Regions from separate parts of the Homo sapiens genome. Here all the other regions are linked to region 3. The links are chromatin contacts, found by Hi-C or POLR2A ChIA-PET in ENCODE. All regions are on one chromosome and are shown on one strand. The core of a region is the stretch at or near the end of the contact, and the rest is flanking DNA. Distances in the headings are between cores, read along the strand shown.

Region 1 (3,137 bases), core at 236-2,735, 1.0 Mb after region 3:
TTTAAAAAATCAGAATAAGACCTCTGCCCTTGTTGGGTGCGGGTCTCAGGTAGCTAAATGGTGGTTCTTACTGGGGAGAAGGCTGTCACCCAGCCCAAGGTACATAATCCTGGAAGAGAGGCCCAAAGAAGGCAGCTGCCTCACCCTTGGGCAGGGCTGAGGCCGGGATGGAGACAAAATAGGGAGCCCAGGAGCCACACACCTCCACAGAGTTTGAGTGATGACAAGAAGAGAGGCTTCCCTAACACTTCAGCTCAGGTGGTTTTCTAAACCCTACAACAATCTCGTGAGTAGCATGGTTACACTGCATTGAGTTAAAGGTCGTTGTTAATGTAAAGTTTAAAAATGTACTACTGGGCCGGGCGCGGTGGTTCAAGCCTGTAATCCCAGCACTTTGGGAGGCTGAGCAGGGCGGATCACCTGAGGTTAGGAGCTCGGGACCAACCTGGCCAACATGGTGAAACCCCGTCTCTACTAAAAATACAAAAAAATTAGCCTGGCTTGGTGGCACGTGCACCTGTAATCTCAGCTACTCGAGAGGCTGAGGCAGGAGAATTGCTTAAACCTGGGGGGCAGAGATTGCAGCAAGCTGAGAGAGCACCACTGCACTCCAGCCTGAGGGGACAAGAGTGAAACTCTGTCTCAAAAACAAACAAAAAGCTTCTATCTGGGGGCCAGGCAGGATGGCTCATGCCAGGCAGGAGAATCGCTTGAACCTGGGAAGCGGAGGTTGCAGCAAGCTGAGATCGCACCACTGCACTCCAGCCTAGGCGACAGAGTGAGACTCCATCTCAAAAAAAAAAAAGTACTAACATTTCGGTAACTAGACCCTGGCATTTATTAATTTTTTGATATATCAGGAGCTTTCAAAACTGCAAGTGGCAGCCCGTTTTCTCCACCTAGGAGGGCCGATGCCCCCACGGGTCCCTCTAACTTTTGGGGTCAGTGAGCGGCGGGGCAAGAAGAGATCAATCAGGGAAATCAATACAACTGGGGAATGTGGCCCCTTCCCTTGGTCCCCAAAACGCAGGGCTTGAAGGAAGCCCTCATGGAGGAAGTGGGCCTCGGGGTCCCCGGGGCCAGCACCACGCGAGGCAAACAAGGGCTCCAGGACCACAGTCTAAACACCCCCAGGCTGCCCTTGCCCTAGCAAAACAGCAAAGCGAGCAGCCCACTCCACACCGGTCCCCACTCCAGGGTCTCGGGCCCTACGTCGCCGGAGCTCTGGGAGAGCCGCGAGGGGGCGCACCGTGGCCTCGCTGCCCTGTCCGCCACAGGTGGGGTGACCCCGCCCACTCGGGGGGCCCGCTTCCCTCTGGCCACGCCCATTCCAGCTGCCTGGCCCCGCCTCCTCCCCGCCCACCCCGGCCGGGCCCCGCTCACCAGGCCGCCTCAGGTGGGTACGCCACGCCCCTCCGGCCCTGCGGCCCCGCCCCCGTCTGCCCCGCCCGCCTCAGGTGGGGCCGCCCGGCCCGCCCAGCTTCCTCTGGCGGCGTCCGGCCGCTTCTCCTCTGCTCCTCGAAGAAGGCCAGGGCGGCGCTGCCGCAAGTTTTGACATTTTCGCAGCGGAGACGCGCGCGGGCACTCTCGGGCCGACGGCTGCGGCGGCGGCCGACCCTCCAGAGCCCCTTAGTCGCGCCCCGGCCCTCCCGCTGCCCGGAGTCCGGCGGCCACGAGGCCCAGCCGCGTCCTCCCGCGCTTGCTCGCCCGGCGGCCGCAGCCATGTCCCGGGGGCCCGAGGAGGTGAACCGGCTCACGGAGAGCACCTACCGGGTAAGCCCAGGGCCCGGGGCTCAGGGAGGTCAGGGCTTTCCACCTCGGGGTTCAGAAGGGGACTTTACGCGGGAAGGTACTTTCCCTCCCTCCAGCTCCCCTCCCCCGCGTCCTTCCACCTCTCCCGGTCTCTCCCACTCCTCCCCTGGCCCTCCACAGCCCCTCTTCTTCCTCCCCTGGCCCTCTCCTTCCTCCCAGTCCCTCCCCATCCCCTCCCCCCTACTTTTCCTCCTCCTTCCCTCCCCTCCTCCCTGTGCTTCTTCCCTGTCTCTCTTTCCCGCCCCGCTGTACCTCTCCCTCTGCCCCTCCGCTCCCCGTTCACTCTCCCTCCTCCCCTGCCCCTCGACACTGTCCCTCCCCTCCTCCTGGTTCTTCCTTCTCCCCCGTGTGTCTCCCCCTCCTCCCCTGTCCCTTCTTCTCCCCAGTCTATCCCCCTCCCTCCCCCTCCCCCTCCCCCTCCTCTTGGTTCTTCCTCCTTCCCCGTGTGTCTCCCCCTCCTCTCCTGGCCCTTCTCCGCCTCCCCTGTCCCTTCTCCTCCCCGTCCCTTCTCCTCTTCCCTGACCCTCAGAGCTCTGGAGACCACCCCCCATCCCCTGACCAGCTACACATTTTACAACTAGTGCACTTAAGTTGGGGAGGGGTCTGTTGTGCGTCGGTGGGGCCCACGTCCTCCTCCCAACTTCTTGGAATCAGTGACCCGTGCTGTCCTGGCTGCCGGGCTTAAGCCCTCCGGGACCAAAGACACAAGCTCGAGTTTCCTCTAAGAAAAGAAAGCGCCCAAGAATGTGGGGGTGAAACTCCCCTGTAATTAGGATCGCCAGGTGAGCCGAGCTCTGGGCGTTCTCCCGGGAAACGCCCTCCTCCTTAGACCCTTCCTCTCCCACCTTTCAGTTGAACTTGGCTTTTATATATGGGTTATTTGGTGAGGTTCTTGAAGTCAAAGAACAACCGAGGTTTTAATGAAATTGACCTAACCTTAAGGAATGCGTTGATAGCCGGTCTCTTAACTTGCATGTATTAGGAGAGAATTTTTCCAGACACAGACAGAGACTTAGGATTAGTGGCCTGTTTAGTTTACATACTTACAAATGAATTCCAGGTGAAATAAGATATCTGTTAATCATCTGCTATTAATAGAACACAAAACAACTTTTGTTTTAATTCAGCCTAGGCGCTTCGAACCCTTGAAACTTTAACGTTCTCTAAGTTCATGTATAGGCATGTTTAAGGTTATAAATAAATGGTTGGTCGGTTGGTTGGTTGGTGTGTTTTATCTTTTTTCTGTCCCTGGTGCTTGAATCAGGAAGTTTAGTCATTTTGATAGACTTTTTTAAACCTAAAATTTTAGTTTCTGGGTTTTCAAG
Region 2 (2,983 bases), core at 98-2,597, 1.1 Mb after region 3:
ATATGAAAAAAATAACTCCTGCCTCAAAGAAACACGGGGTTTCCATCCTGGTCCAGCTCGTGGAAGAGCGTTTCAAGCCAACTTTGGATAAAGCAGCTCTTACGGCCGTCGCTTCTCCCACTGAGGTCTGTCCTGCTGGTGCACTTACTTCCAAATGCCCCTTCCGGGAAAATGAAACCTTCCACCACCTTCGACGATCAACTGCAGAGTAAACTTGCGGAAAGTGAAGGAAAAAGCAGACACCTGATTCCTTGCAAGTCCCAGAACAAAGACGAAAGGACCACGAGTCCCGTTGTTACCATTTCTACATCCCAATCACTTGGGGTGCAATGCCCCAAGATCTAGGAAAAGGAATCCACCCTTTTGCCCCCACAAAATGTGTTCAGAGCCAAGGGTGAGCGGACCCGCACTCTCCCACACCGCATTCGGGCAGCCTGTCTGTCCCTCCCATAAAGGGCTCTGGTCAAGATCCAAGTCAAGCCGGACCCACTCCCACAAGCAGAGCTGTGAGGTCCTGGGGGTTAGGGCGGGGGTCCTCAGAGCTTCCAGGGCCAGTCCCCAGGCTGCAGACCCACTCACCTGCAGACAGGACAGCCTCCTACGACCACGATAGAGTTGGCAGGATAGCGGGTGACGGTCCGGCTGTGGATGTTGTAGACCCTGGGATGGTGGGTGGGTATCCCTGTGGGCGGGAAAGCAGGTCATTAGGGTGCAGGGAGGAGAAATCGGACCGCCACGGGGACTACTCATCCTGTCCCCTCAACCTCCACCCCGCTAAAAAAGCCCCCGGTCTTTTCCACCCTCGGGACGGCCACCGCGGGCCTGATTCGGCGCTAATCTGCCAACAGCGAGCGCCTCGTGACACAAAGTTCATCTGGGGCAGGGATCCGGCCCCGCCGGGTTACGACGGGCCCGAGGACTAGAGCCCCGGGGGGGAGGCTGGCCCTCGGCGGCGCCGGGTCCCGAAGCCAGCCCGGGGACCTCCAGCTCCAGGAAGGACCCCCGGGCGGGCCCCACCCGCCTCCGGACCCACGTCCCCCGACCGGGCTTGCCACCTCGGAAGCCGCCGGCGGGGAAAGTTGGTTACGGGCCCACCTGTGACGAGGTAGGGGTAGGGCGGCGGCGGGGGCGCGGCGGGGATGGCGCCGTAGCCGTGCGGGCCGCACGCGTAGTCGCCCTGGCCGGCCTCCAGGTTGTAGGCGGGCGGCCGCTCCTGCAGCAGCGGCTTGTGGTCCATGGCGGCCCGGCCGCGCCCGCCGCTCCGGCCCGGCTCGGCTCGGTCGGCCCCGGCGGGGGACGCGGCGGCGGCGGCGGGGACGCGGCGGACCGGGTGGCTCGGGCCCCTCTGAGGCAGACGCGGGGCGGGGCGGGGCGGGCGCGAGCCGCGGGCTTCCCCCGCCCTCCCGGGCCCAGTCACAAGACCGGGGTCACGTGGGCGGCGGGAGGCGGGGCTCGGGGGCGGGGCCGGCGGGGCGTCTTAAAGGGGCCGCGCCCTCCCGAAGCCGCCCCGCCGGCGGCGCCTCTGCACTCCGCCCCGCCCCGCCGCCGCTGCTCTCTAGACCTCCCGTGGCGGGGAGACCCCCCCCCCCGCCCATCCCCCACGACGACCCAGAGACGCCCCATAGGGTCATGACCTTTAGGGCTCGCGGATGCACCCCCACCTCCCCCTACGCCCCGATCTCCCAGGCCGGCCGAGGTCCCCCTACCGGTGGAGGAGGGGGAGGGCGGGGCCTGAGAGGGGGCGGGGCCGGGTGGGTCCCAGGCCGCCCCAACGCCAGCCCTCTGCCCCTATGATCGCCAGCGCTTCCAGCAATACAAAGGGCACACCCGGGTGTGCACCTCAGCTGCGGCCTGCGCGGTGCTCAGCTGCGGCGCATTCCCTCCGTTTGCCTTTTTTTGGACAATTAGGTGATTGACGGGGGTAGTAGCCAGTGCTTACAAATAACTCCCCCGTTTGGGGACAAAACTATAAATACTGGGCACCTGCCGCGTCTCCTCAGTTTCCCTAATCTTCAGGCAGCCCTGCCAGGTGTTTTGCTTACCCCTGGAGGACAACACGGGATCGGGCTCAGAAGGGGGAGGGATTTGGCTGTGGCAGGTGCGGGTCAGAGCCCGTATCTAAACCTGGGTGTTTTCTGGCCTCGGGGACTGCGTCAGGCGCCCTCGTTGAAACATTTCCTCATACAAGGCTTCACGGGTTGGCCAGGACAACTTTAAAACGAACGATTGGAACGTTCAGGATTGCTTGCGTCCTTAGCGCCTCTGCACCTTTTCAGGGGCACCTGTATCCGTTACTGTATTCTGTCTCCAGTTTTCTCACCTGCATTTTGATATCACCTGCACTGTAGCTCTGGGACGACTACAGCTCTTCTCGAACCGCGCCTTTTTAATTTTTAAAAAAAAAATTTGTAGGGGGTGCTGGGGGGGCTCTCTTGCTCTGTCACCCAGGCTGCAGTAGAGTGACACAGTCATTGCTCAATGCAGTCTCGACCTCCTGGGCCCAAGCCATCCTCCCACCTCAGCCTCCTCAGTAGCTGGGGACCACAGGCACACGCCACCATGCCCAGCTAATTTTTAAAAATTTTTGTATGGGATCTTGCTATGTGCCCAGGCCAGTCTCAAACTGCTGGCCTCAACCAATCCTTTTGCATCAGCCTCCCAAAGTGCTGGAATTACAGATGTCAGCCCCTGCACCCGGCCTTATTTTTATTTTTTAATAAGGGATCATCATTCACATGTATATATACACACACATACATATATATATATATATATATATATATATCTTTTTTTTTTTTTTTTTTAACAGAGTCTCACTCTGTGGCCCAGGCTGGAGTGCAGTGATGCAACCCTGGCTCACTGCAACGTCGACCTCCGGGGCTCAAGTGATCCTCCCATCTCAGCTTCCTAAGTAGCTGGGGACTACAGGTGCACGCCACAGTGCCCAGCTAATTTTTTTTTATATTTTGTAGAGATGGGGTGT
Region 3 (2,905 bases), core at 225-2,724:
ACTTTCAGGTCACCTTCCCTCTCTGGTCCTGTTTCTTCTGTAAAATGAGGGCAGTGGATTGGCTGATTGCCAAGGTCTCTTTCACACCAAACAACATATTACATAAAGTCAGGTAGTTCCCATACAAGAGGCCGATCCCAATCTAAATAGCAAAGCGTTTTTCAAACCACACAGCATTTCCTTGCTGCCAGAGAGAACCCAGGTTAAGTATTTACCTTTCAGCATAACAGATTCATCTCTCTCAAATTCATTCAGTCACTCCCTTCTGTACTGACACTTTACAAAGACCCACCCCCCCCCCGCCCACAGAGCCTCCTCTCATGAACTCTCTAAAACAACCATATAGAGGAGGAATCAAACTCTATAAGGTAGAATCAGGGTCACACAGCTGAGAATTTGCAAAACCTGACTCTGGAGGGCTCCTGACTCCCAAATCAGTGGTCTTCGCACTAGTCTCCCCTACGCTGAAGCTAAAAATAGGTGAATTCTGGTCTCGGCCCCAAGGCGCATAGTCTGTGACAAGAGAATGATCGCTTTTCTACGACCCAGGGAAATTCGAGGGCCCTGATCCAGCCTGGAAGTCAGAAGAGGCCTCTCGGAGGTGAAAATGGTAGGCGGTAACCAGATCGAGGAGAAAGAGGACGTAGGAGGTAATCAGATCGAGAAGAAAGATGTGCCGGGAGGTGTAAGAGAGATTGGGGCGCTAGGGGAAGGAGGCGAGGAGGAGCGAAGGAAGATAGTGCAGGATTGTAGGGAAAACTCATAAAAAGGACAGCATCTGAACCCAGCTTAGAAAAACAATCAGAACACAGAAGACGTTCCTACCAGAGGAAACGGCGCGAGAATCCTAGAGGAAAACCCCCAAATCTACCGTCCCCTCAGAAGAACGAACGTGGCGCCGCCTCCTCTCGGGAGCTCTCTCCGGCCTCAAGGTCCAAAGCCCGAACACATCCCAGTGGCTGGCTGAGAGTCCAGCCACTCATATCTCCCTCCAGGACGGTGCAGACCACCGGTCTCCCGCCTCAGCCGTTGCCAAGGTAATCGAGAACAGAGGGAAAACACATACCGGAAGCTCCTGGAGCTTGGGTAGCTGCTTCTCGACAGAAGGCTTCCGCTCTTCAGGCGATCTCTAAGGCATGAGGTCCTTGCGGAGCCCCGCCCTACCCGCGCGGAGATTGCGTCATCTTAGGTGTCCTCAGCAATGCCTGTATAGAATTCCAGAGCCGCTGTTGCCATTTGCCCTCACTTCCGGTGGGTGGCAGGCAGGGCCACGCGTCTTCCCGAACGGAGAGACTAGGGGCGTTGTTGCCTGGCAGCAGACGGGCAAGCCTGGACTTAGGCGGCGCGCAGGACGGTCCGACTTCGTGCGGAGGCCTCCCTGAGGTCCGGGTCCTTGCGGCCACTGCGGCCACTGAAGCGGCGGCGGCGGCTGGCCCAGGAGGAAGAAGTCGAGCCCAAGCTATTTCCGGTTCCGGTGTCAGTTCGAGGCGCCGCCGCCGCCGCCGCAGCCGCCGGAGCCGCAATGCCTAAAGGAGGTGAGGGGCGGGCGCCGGTGGCCCGCAGGCCTGGAGGGGCGGCCCAGGTCCGGCTTCCGCTGTCCCCTCAGCCCGTGCGCGTCTCTGAGAGCAGCGCAGAGGGAGGCTGTCCGCACCGGCTGAGAGCCAGGCCTGGGCCTCGACGCCCAATTGTCCCGATGGGGAAACTGAGGACTGTGGTGTCCCAGAGTCACTCCGTCAGTGGTCTGAGGAGTTTCGGAAGCTCTGGGTCCTCGCCGGCCTAGAAAGCCGGATCTAGGATGCGCTTCTCCGGGTCTAGGGGTTCTGGAATTTATCCCACTCTTTGGCTGGCTAGGAACTGAGTCACCGCGTCCCGCGCTTGTGCCGGGCCCGCCTGCCTCTCGCGTAAAACGTGGGCTTTTTCTGGCTTCGGTTCAGCCAGGCCTGCCTAGGAGGACTTAAGGAGATGCCCATGAGCCTTCCAGACCTGGTTTCGACTCCCCCGTTCGGTAGCGGCTCGGTGTGTTCCTTTGAGCCAGTCGCTCCACCTCCTGTGTCTCCGTTTTCTCATTTGCCAATGGGAATAACGATTGTACCTACCTCTTAGTACTGTTGGGAGGCTTCAACTAGGTAATCCACGTGGAGTGCGCAGTACAGTGCCAGGCAGTCGTTAAAAGTGCCCAGTGAAGCAGTAACTATTCTTATTTTTAAGGCTTTGCCAGCTCTTGATCTTGTAAGTAGGTTCATGACTGCCCAGTCCATTGTAGCCCGTCCTCTATCTTCTAGCCCGTTCTCTATCCTGTTTCCCCCTTTAGAATCGATAGTCCCCAGTTTGAATCCCAGCTATGTCACGTCTAATTCTGTGGCCCTGAACAAGTTAACCTCTTCCTCATCTGAAACACTGGGCTAATCCTTAGCTTGTTGAATTGGGGCCGGGGTGGTAAAATTATAGCGCTCATAAAGTGCCTGGCCACCTCCTGGCACAGAACAAATATATTTGTGTTGGTAGCTCATGTGTTATATTGGTTAATGCACTCAACCCACAGAAACATCTGCCTGTAGCGTTTTCAAACCTAAATCGCTTCCTGACTCCAGAGATAATTGGGCATTACAGAGCTAAATGTGTTTAAACCTAGCTCTCTACTGATTTATTCTGTGGCTGGAAAAGTCTCTCTGCTATTGTTCCCCAGTCCCTTCATCTGTAAAAGGAGGTTGCTGAATGAGCCATCCTCCCTCCGAAGTTTTACTTAATGGATACTTTGGGTAAAGGTTGGAGGTTACAACGATAAAACCTTAAATATGAATTCATAGCTAAATGGTCTTTGGGCTTGTGAAAAGCTTTTTGGGGTAGACAAGGTTTACATTTTCTTGGGTTAATCTGAAAACCACAAAAAACCGTGAAGGTGTTA
Region 4 (2,823 bases), core at 1-2,500, 1.3 Mb before region 3:
GACATTTCCCCTCCTTGTAAGTTCAGCTTTCTACGCCAGTGCCAAGGGGTGACCCTCAAAATCGGGGGATGGGGGGTGCGGGCAGAACTCCTTACTCTACCCAACCCCCAGGCCCGCACAAAGCCTCTTCCACCTACTAGCAGCCCAGGCCTGGCGGCACCGCCGGAGGCCCAGGGCAGAAGGAAGCACGGCTGGAGGAAGAAACTGGGGGCGGGGGCGACGTTCTCAGCCCTCGGTCCCCATCACCCCCCAGGGCCCTCAGCAGCCCCCAGACTCTAGGGATATAGCAGCCGGCGCTCCATAGAGAAATGAGGGTGCAACCGCCTCCGCAGGTCTGGCGGGGCTCAGGAGAGTGACGGGAGGGTCCCTGGATCTGGCAGCTGGAAGGCGCGGGCTGGTGCGGCGCTGCGAAGCGCAGTGGGCCTGGCCCTCCAGCCCCTACGACCTCCATTTTGCCTAAAAGAAAGCTGGGCGGGGGGCGGGCGCCTGGGAGCTGGGCTTGGGGTGAGGATCTGTAAAGGGAATAGGGCGCCGAGGGCTCCAGTTTCGGCGAGTGGGGCCAGAAACCACGGGCAGCACCCAAATCGTGGGTAGGGTGGAGACGAAAGGAAGGGTGGCGCGCGGCCTTGCCTGCTTCTCCCCGATTTTGGAGTTGTGCAAGGCGAGGGCCGGCAGGGGTGCGACAGTGGAGGACACGAGGGGTGCTCCCCGGGGGCAGGCGGGAGGGTGGCGGTGGGGAAAGGGGGCGGGGCGGGGCCTAGAGGAAGCCCGGAATTTAGCCCCCCAACTTCCGAGGGAGCAAGAGGCAGTCGGGGCTGGGCTGGGGTCTGGGGTCGGGCAAAAACTTCGCTGATGGTGCGGGGAAGCGCACGCACGGTGGGGGGCGAGGGTTCCCCAGTTCCCCTTCCGGGTTTGGGAGCGACCGGGCAAGAGGGGAAGGGAGCGGAGGTCTGGGGAGTTACGTCCGCTCCCAGGAGGCCAGCCCCGGGAGACCGAAGGAAGAGAGGTTCCCCTGGGGGAAATTGGGGCTGGGGGGCGAGAGGACTCCTTTTGCCAGCGAAGGTACCTGTGGCGGTGGGACTCTGCGGCGGAGGTCGCTGGCGGTGCGCGGGCGGCGCTGTCTTCCTCCGCGGCGGAGGCGGCGGCGGCGGCGGCGGCGGCGGCGGCGGCGGCGCGGATGGATTTCCTCAGTGGCCCCAGCCCCGCCGCCAGCGCTGCCTCCCCAGAGCGGAGGGATCCCGCCCGCCAGTGACGCGGCTGCCGCCGCCGCGCCCAGGACCCGGCTGGGCGAGACCAACTGCCTCGCACTTGGGGGAAGCCAGGAGACAAAACCCCACCGAGGGAGCAAAGACGGGCCCAGTCGCTCCCAAGGTTCTCACCCTACGCTTTGTGGACGCAAACCGTACTCAAAGGGTTTGCTTCACGGAAAGGAGTAAGACATCCCCCCTCTGGGACTGGAGGAGGTGGTACTGGCATATGAGGAGGGTGAGACCGCTCGCTGGTCACGTGATCAGCCTCCCGCCCCGCCTGGAATGGGTGGCTCCAGACTGGGAAGGGGAGTTCGACGCCCCAGTTCCCGGTTGGGCCACGCCCCGGCCCTGAGGAGGCCACGCCCCTCACCAGGGGGCGGAGCTAAAGAGACCTGGACGGGGCCGGCCTCGAGGCTGCTGGAAGAAGAAGCGCGATTCCGAGAAAGTCCCCGAGCGGGAGTGGGTAGGGGCTGATGCGGGCGCCCCGGGAATGCCATGAGAAGGGTCGTGTCCAGGCATTTCCTCAGCCTCGCCCACTGGGCCTTTGTAGACCCCCTTTCAGGGCTTGCCACTGAAATAACAACTCATTTATTGAGAGCCACACTTTTTTTTTTTGAGACGGAGTCTCTCTCTGTCGCCCAGGCTGGAGTGCTATCTCAACTCACTGCAACCTCCGCCGCCCGGGTGCAAGCGATTCTCCTGCCTCAGCCTCCTGAGTAGCTGGGACTACAGGCGTGTGCCACCACACCCGGCTAATTTTTTGTATTTTTAGTAGAGACGGGGTTTCACGGTGTTAGCCAGGATGGTCTCCATCTCCTGACCTCGTGATCTGCCTGTCTCGGCCTCCCAAAGTGCTGGGATTACAGGCGTGAGCCACCGCGCCTGGCCCGACACTTATTTTTTAATTGGAGTACAGTGACGCGATTGTAGGTCACTGCCACCTCAATCTCCTCGGCTCAAGTGATCTTCCTGCCTCAGCCTCCCTAGTACCTGGGACCACAGGCGTGCCCCAGCCACCATGCCCAGCTAATTTTTAAATTTTTGGTAGAGGTGGGGTCTTGCTATGCTGCCCAGGCTGACATATGTTAAGTCTCACAATACTGGGAAATTAAGTGCTAACATTCTCCCCATTTTCTTTTCTTTTCTTTTTTTTTTTTTTGGAGACAGGGTCTCACTCTGTCGCCCAGGCTGAAGTGCAGTGGCATGATCTCGGCTCACTGCAACCTCCGCCTCCTGGGTTCAGGCGATTCTCCTGCCTCAGCCTCTGGAGTAGGTGGGATTACAGGCGCCCGCCACCATGCCCAGCTAATTTTTTTTTGTATTTTTAGTAGAGACGAGGTTTCACCATGTCGGCCAGGCTGGTCTCAAACTCCTGACCTCAGGTGATGTGCCCGTCTCGGCCTCCCAAAGTGCTGGGATTACAGGCGTGAGCCACCGCGCCCAGCCTTCTCCCCATTTTCTAATAGTGGAAAGAGACCTGAGGCTGCAGAGTTTAGATATGAACCCAGGCAGCCAAAACTTTACTGTACATTCCAGTTTATCTGTATGAGCCTCTAGATGAACCCCTTCCTCC

Evidence for each region. Hi-C counts contacts between places; a loop is a spot of excess contacts on that map. ChIA-PET counts read pairs that join two places held with the same protein, here RNA polymerase II (POLR2A). Pooled maps may share reads with other maps.
Region 1: a loop to region 3 is called in a map of heart left ventricle, with 23 times the contacts of the local background. The contact joins the promoter of BAIAP2L1 here to the promoter of PDAP1 in region 3. A Hi-C loop is called at or near these places in 1 of 168 maps with a recorded cell type or tissue (heart left ventricle) and 1 of 50 pooled maps. POLR2A ChIA-PET finds 5 or more read pairs at or near these places in 2 of 52 experiments (PC-9 and activated B cell).
Region 2: a map of heart left ventricle shows a loop between it and region 3 (5-fold over the local background). The contact joins the promoter of BRI3 here to the promoter of PDAP1 in region 3. A Hi-C loop is called at or near these places in 1 of 168 maps with a recorded cell type or tissue (heart left ventricle) and 7 of 50 pooled maps.
Region 4: a pooled map shows a loop between it and region 3 (12-fold over the local background). The contact joins the promoter of GNB2 here to the promoter of PDAP1 in region 3. A Hi-C loop is called at or near these places in 7 of 50 pooled maps. POLR2A ChIA-PET finds 5 or more read pairs at or near these places in 3 of 52 experiments (GM10248, WTC11 and naive thymus-derived CD8-positive, alpha-beta T cell).

Annotation. Positions count from the first base shown.
Region 1 is chr7:98,399,438-98,402,574 of GRCh38, reverse strand. BAIAP2L1 (BAR/IMD domain containing adaptor protein 2 like 1) reads left to right here and starts at 1,485. Exons shown (of 14, transcript NM_018842.5): 1 at 1,485-1,773. The coding sequence starts at 1,723. RefSeq lists a silencer at 1,152-1,811.
Region 2 is chr7:98,280,050-98,283,032 of GRCh38, reverse strand. It overlaps BRI3 (brain protein I3), which reads right to left and starts at 1,347. Exons shown (of 3, transcript NM_015379.5): 1 at 1,096-1,347; 2 at 580-682. The coding sequence starts at 1,237. RefSeq lists silencers at 856-1,195, 1,326-1,835 and an enhancer at 1,532-2,516.
Region 3 is chr7:99,407,166-99,410,070 of GRCh38, reverse strand. PDAP1 (PDGFA associated protein 1) reads left to right here and starts at 1,474. Exons shown (of 6, transcript NM_014891.7): 1 at 1,474-1,535. The coding sequence starts at 1,523. BUD31 (BUD31 spliceosome associated protein) reads right to left here and starts at 1,102. Exons shown (of 6, transcript NM_003910.4): 1 at 826-1,102; 2 at 1-37. MIR12119 (microRNA 12119) reads right to left here and starts at 899; the gene lies at 807-899. RefSeq lists an enhancer at 1,046-1,435 and a silencer at 1,646-1,705.
Region 4 is chr7:100,672,167-100,674,989 of GRCh38, reverse strand. It overlaps GNB2 (G protein subunit beta 2), which reads right to left and starts at 1,250. Exons shown (of 10, transcript NM_005273.4): 1 at 1,067-1,250. RefSeq lists enhancers at 151-230, 431-640 and silencers at 1,071-1,250, 1,501-1,580, 1,591-1,720.